Linked DNA regions of Homo sapiens: region 2 is linked to region 1. The links are chromatin loops, found by intact Hi-C in ENCODE. Cell type or tissue: dorsolateral prefrontal cortex. All regions are shown on one strand. Each heading gives the region's core, and the rest is flanking DNA. Links, peaks and the distances in the headings are about the cores only. Region 1 has its middle 30 kb from the start of GOLGA4. Region 2 overlaps MLH1 (mutL homolog 1).

Evidence for each region. Hi-C counts contacts between places; a loop is a spot of excess contacts. Peaks named below come from ENCODE experiments on the same cell type or tissue, not always from the same donor. Only the 100,000 strongest peaks of a DNase experiment are listed, where the experiment ranks them.
Region 2: it touches region 1 in a loop (2.1-fold over the local background); 9 of 110 quality-filtered maps call a loop at or near these places.

The regions. Positions count from the first base shown.
Region 1 is chr3:37,211,366-37,214,280 of GRCh38, forward strand. No RefSeq gene overlaps it. Among named protein-coding and RNA genes, the nearest start is that of GOLGA4, 30 kb to the right of the region's middle. In dorsolateral prefrontal cortex, for the core only: a CTCF peak has its summit at 1,823 (motif pointing left); a DNase peak (open chromatin) is centred at 1,806.
Region 2 is chr3:37,049,377-37,052,291 of GRCh38, forward strand. It overlaps MLH1 (mutL homolog 1), which reads left to right. Exons shown (of 19, transcript NM_000249.4): 19 at 1,110-1,470. The coding sequence ends at 1,277. Among named protein-coding and RNA genes, the nearest start is that of MLH1, 57 kb to the left of the region's middle. In dorsolateral prefrontal cortex, for the core only: no CTCF peak of the experiment used is centred there; a DNase peak (open chromatin) is centred at 1,116; H3K27ac peaks cover 2,500 bases.

The sequences.
Region 1 (2,915 bases), core at 310-2,809:
GAGGCTGAGGCATGAGAATCACTTGAACCCAGGAGGTGGAGGTTGCAGTGAGCCGAGACTGTGCCACTGCACTCTAGCCTGGAGCAAGACCCTGTCTCAAAAACAAACAAAACAAAACAACATAGTAGCTTAAAACAAAAATAAACATTAACTCAGATTCAGTGCGTCAGGAATTCAGGAGAAGCAGATCTGGGCAGTTTAGACCTGGGGTCTCTTATGATGTTACTTGGGGCTGTGGCCATCTGAAGGCTTGAATGGGGCTAGAGGACCTCATGTGGTTGGCAAACTGCTGGCCATTGGCAGGAAGCCTCAGTTCTTCCCCATGAGGACCTCTCCATAGGGCTGCTTGAGTGTCCTCACAATATGGCAGCTGGTTTCCTCCACAGTGAATGATCCAAGAGAGAATGGCAGAAGAAGCTGCAAGTGTCTTTAATGGCCTAGTCTTAGAAGAAATGCACCATTACTTCTACATATCTTGTCATTCACACAGACTAGCCATGATTCAGTGTGATGGGGATGATACAAGGGCATAGATATCAGGAGGAAAAGATCATAGGGGGCCATCTTGGAGGCTGGCTACCACAGATGGAGGCAAGGGCTGGTAGGATTGACTGGCCTCAGGGTTGCAAACAGAACTCTGATATTAATCTGCTTCATTGAATCACTGGTATATTTCGGTTCCCCAGTAGAGGTGTTATTCAAGCTCCCAGTGCTGGGACATCTTTCTGTAGACTTTGAGGTTGGTGCAGGAAGAAGACTAGCAGTGTGGATAATTTTTTCTGTGAGAACCATAAGCCAACATAGGCTGAGCCTAATGTGTGGCCTCATTATTGAGGCTATTTCAAATACAGACTCCCTCTCTTGGAAGGTACACAATGATTGGGCCTGGAAATTGTGCAGTCAGATGGAAGTAGCATCATGATCAGAATGTAAGAAGCACATTTTCTCTGAATCAGGATAAACCTCACTGATCAGGGCTTACCTCTTTCTACCTCTGAGATTCTTTTTTTTTTTTTTTTTTTTTTTGAGACAGAGTCTTGCTCTGTTGCCCAAGTGCAGTGGTATAATATTGGCTCACTGCAACCTCCGCCTCCTGGGTTCAAGCGATTTTCCTGCCTCAGCCCCCTGAGTAGCTGGGATTACAGGTGTGCACCACCATGCCTGGCTAATTTTTGTATTTTTAGTAGAGAGACGGTTTTGCCATGTTGCCCAGGCTGGTCTGGAACTCCTGACCTCAGGTGATCCACCTGCCTCAGCCTCCCAAAGTGATGGGATTACAGGCATGATCCACCTCACCCGGCCTTCAGTTTCCTTTTTTTCTAATAGTAAGATACAAATTTGGGGGAAATGTTTTTACTTTCTCAGTTTTGTGTATCATAAATCTATAAGGGCTTATAATAATGGACATAACACCTATCATCATGGTTAGAGTTTGGAATCAAATTTGTGGAAACGGCTGGGCGTAGTGGCTCATGCCTGTAATCCCAGCACTTTGGGAAGCTGAGGCGGGTGGATCACCTGAGGCCAGGAGTTCGAGGCCAGCCTGGCCAACATAGTGAAACCCCATCTCTACTAAAAATACAAAAATTAGCGGGGCATGGTCGTGGGCGCCTGTAATCCCAGCCACTCGGGAGGCTGAGGCAGGAGAATCGCTTGAACCCAGGAGGTGGAGGTTGCAGTGAGCCGAGGCTGTGCCACTGCACTCCAGCCTGGGCAACAGAGTGAGACTCTGTCTCAAAAAAAAAAAAAAAAAAAAAATTCTGGAAACTAGAATTTTCTACTTAATCACCTGTGGGACGTTCTCTGCTGCTGCCATCTTGTGGCCACTTGGAGTAATAACATTCACAGTGTGCCTTTGGTCAGTCCAGTGACTCACCAGATGATGTAGGAAGGTCCTCTGGATTCTGTGTAAATATTTCCGATGACAGGTTTCCAATTATTCTACAAGACAGGCTATACCTATGGTGTAAAGCTTTGCTTATTAGAAAGTTCTTTCTGAAACTGAGTCAAATTCTGCTTTTATTCCATTTCTATACAATTCTTTTTCTACTTTCTAATTTTTTTTGGGGGGGGGTGGGGACAGGATCTTGGTCTGTTGCCTAGGCTGGAGTGCAATGGCGTGATCATAGTTCACTGCAGCTTCAAACTCCTGGGCTAGCTCCTAGCTAGCCTCTCAAGTAGTTAGGACCATGGGTGTGTGCCACCACGCCTGGCTAATTTATTATTATTATTATTATTTTTGAGACAGAGTCTCACTCTGTCACCCAGGCTAGAGTACAGTGGCACAATATTGGCTCACTGCAACCTCCAGCTCCCAGGTTCAAGTGATTCTCCTGTCTCAGCTTCCCAAGCAGCTGCGATTACAAGCGTGCACCAACACGCTGGCTAATTTTCGTATTTTTAGTAGAGATGAGGTTTCGCCATGTTGCCCAGGCTATTCTTGAACTCCTGACCTTAAGTAATCCATCTGCCTCAGTCTTCCAAAGTGCTGGGATTGCAGATGTAAGCCACCATACCTGTCCTGCCTGGCTGATTTTTAAAATTATTTTTTGTAGAGAGAGGGTCTAGCTATGTTGCCCAAACTGGTCTTAAACTCCTGGGCTCAAGCAATCCTCCTGCCTTGGTCTCCCAAAGTGTTGGGATTACTGGTGTGAGCCACTGCACCCAGCCCTCTAATTCTAAAAAAAAAAAAAAAATTGAAGGCAGCTGCTTATCATATTTCCCTAAATCTTTTTTCCTAAATATTTTAGCTTCTTTATCTCTCCCTGAATGATTCCCAGAGCCTTCATTCATCATCCAGGATCTGAGACAGGGATGCTGGTGCAAGTGATTTACTGGGGAGTGGCCACAGGGGAAACCTGTAGGGAAGCCAGGGAAACAGGATGGGCAAGAGGGCGGAGCTAAGCAAGGATGCA
Region 2 (2,915 bases), core at 1-2,500, 160 kb before region 1:
CTCTTTATCCGACCACTGCCCTGCCAGGAAAACAAGGCTCTATAACTCCTCTTACAGGTCAGCTTGACACAAAAAGGGTGCCTGGATTCCTAATGTTTCATTGTCACTTTTCCCAGTCAGATGATAATGCTTTTCAAATCAACATATATTTTGGGGGAGGTTGGAAGGGAGAGTTGAAATATTCTAAGAATCAAAGAGTAGCCCACTTTAATCAGAGTATGACCCCTGATTGCTCACAGTCATCTCCTGAGCAGTGTGAGCGAGTTTCAGATGAGGAGGCTGAAGGCCAGTCAGGCATGCTCGAGGATTCCAAGTCTGTAGGTGGGAGGGCAGAGATTTAGTCCTGTTGGCCAAAGCCTCTAGGGAATTTCTCACTCCAGTGGAGAAGGCAACACACTTACCAAACTGTGTGGAAACTATCTCATTTGATTAGAAATTTTACCTCAAGAAGAGGAAGGACAGTTGAGAAAGAACATTTTCTTACACATGAGACAGCTAAGGCTTACAAGAAGGAGAGGAATAATGAGGCAAAATAATCCTCATTAATATTTTCATTCCTCCCCTGGGGATTAGAACTACTTTCAGACCCGATTTTAATGGTAAGTTAGGTACTTCCTACAGTTGCCATCCAAATATCAGTCAGGATCAGACATGATGTTAGCTCCTGCTACAATAAAACCATTTTCTCCCTGAATGAAAACAAAGGTTCCACAGGAGACAGTCCCACAGAGCAGTGGCTTCTTTTCCTCCCTTTAAAACCTCATGTTGGCTGGACACAGTGGCTCACACCTGTAATCCCAGCATTTTAGGAGGCTGAGGTGGGAAGATGGCTTAAGCCCAGGAGTTTGAGGCTGTAGAGCTATGATCACACCACTGCCCTTCAGCCTGGGTGACAGAGCAAGACCTTGTCTCTAAATAAACAAACAAACAAAAAATCCTCTTGTGTTCAGGCCTGTGGGATCCCCTGAGAGGCTAGCCCACAAGATCCACTTCAAAAGCCCTAGATAACACCAAGTCTTTCCAGACCCAGTGCACATCCCATCAGCCAGGACACCAGTGTATGTTGGGATGCAAACAGGGAGGCTTATGACATCTAATGTGTTTTCCAGAGTGAAGTGCCTGGCTCCATTCCAAACTCCTGGAAGTGGACTGTGGAACACATTGTCTATAAAGCCTTGCGCTCACACATTCTGCCTCCTAAACATTTCACAGAAGATGGAAATATCCTGCAGCTTGCTAACCTGCCTGATCTATACAAAGTCTTTGAGAGGTGTTAAATATGGTTATTTATGCACTGTGGGATGTGTTCTTCTTTCTCTGTATTCCGATACAAAGTGTTGTATCAAAGTGTGATATACAAAGTGTACCAACATAAGTGTTGGTAGCACTTAAGACTTATACTTGCCTTCTGATAGTATTCCTTTATACACAGTGGATTGATTATAAATAAATAGATGTGTCTTAACATAATTTCTTATTTAATTTTATTATGTATATATTGTGTCAGTTCAGATGCCAAAAAGAGGTCTTGAACATGTCACAGGCTCTGATGGCACTGACCATGGAGAAAGCTTGATTTGATCATCTGGTGTCTACAATAACCAAAGCTAATTATTAAGGAAAAAAACTTGAAGAAAGAAAATAGTCCTTACTTCATCTATAATGAGGTTTTTGTTTTTTTGTTTTGAGACGGAGTCTTGCTTTGTTGCCCAGGCCGGAGTGCAGTGGCGCGATATTGGCTCACTGCAACCTCCGCTTACCGGGTTCAAGCAATTCTCCTGCCTCAGCTTCCTGAGTAGCTGGGATTACAGGCACCTGCCACCACGCCCGGCTAATTTTTGTATTTTTAGTAGAGATGTGGTTTCACGATGCTGGCCAAGCTGGTCTCAAACTCCTGACCTCAGGTGATCCTCCCACCTCAGCCTCCCAAAGTTAAGTGCTGGGATTACAGGCATGAGCCACTGCGGCCGGCATTAAGTATGAGTTTTTAAGTTAGCCCACTTTGTTAATGACTATGAGTACTAATAGCTTAAGATAAAGAAGTTTCTAGGTAATCTTGTTTGAAGGATGATGTAAAAATATAAATTTAAACTGTGAGTGACAAAATAAACTTCCTTAATATTTGCCTACATTTAGAGAAATGGAGCATTCAGCTCAGAAAGGAAGAATGTCTGTGGTTTTAAGGTAAAATCCATATTCCAAGACTCAGTGAAGAAAGTTCAGTGATAAAGAACAGACTACTCTCATCTTATGAAGAAATGGAGCAATTTCACTTGGAAAGACTAGGAAGACAAAATGTTACAGACGTATTTGTTGTGCCACAAAATAGGCAAGGTCAGTTTTGAACAATAAGAACTCCATAAAGTAGACCAGGGCATCTCAGAAGTGAGGTTCCATGAGCCCAGGTGGGGCACAGGCTGGGTGATCTTGAGTGGAGAGGAAGAGGGGTTTTCTGAGCTTCAAGAGCTGGGCCACACAGTGTGTTGGTTTTAGCTGGGATGGAGTTCTAGAACAAACCTGCACTTTAGAACACCTTTCTACCCACCCCCAACCACACAACTTGCTACTATTAGTAAATGTATAGGCTGAGGCACGGTGGCTCATGCCTGTAATCCCAACACTTTGGGAGGCTGAGGCAGGCAGATCACTTGTGGTCAGTAGTTCAAGACCAGCCTGGGCAACATGGTGAAACCCTAACTCTACTAAAAATACAAAAATTAGCAGGGTGTGGTGGCAGACACCTGTAATCCCACCTACTTGGGGGGCTGAGGCAGGAGAATCAAGCTTGAACCCGGAAGGCAGAGGTTGCAGTGAGCCAAGATCATACCACTGCACCCCAGCATGGGTGACAGCACGAGACTGTCTCTCAAAAAAAAAAAAGAGGCCAGGCACAGTGGCCCACACCTCTAATCCCA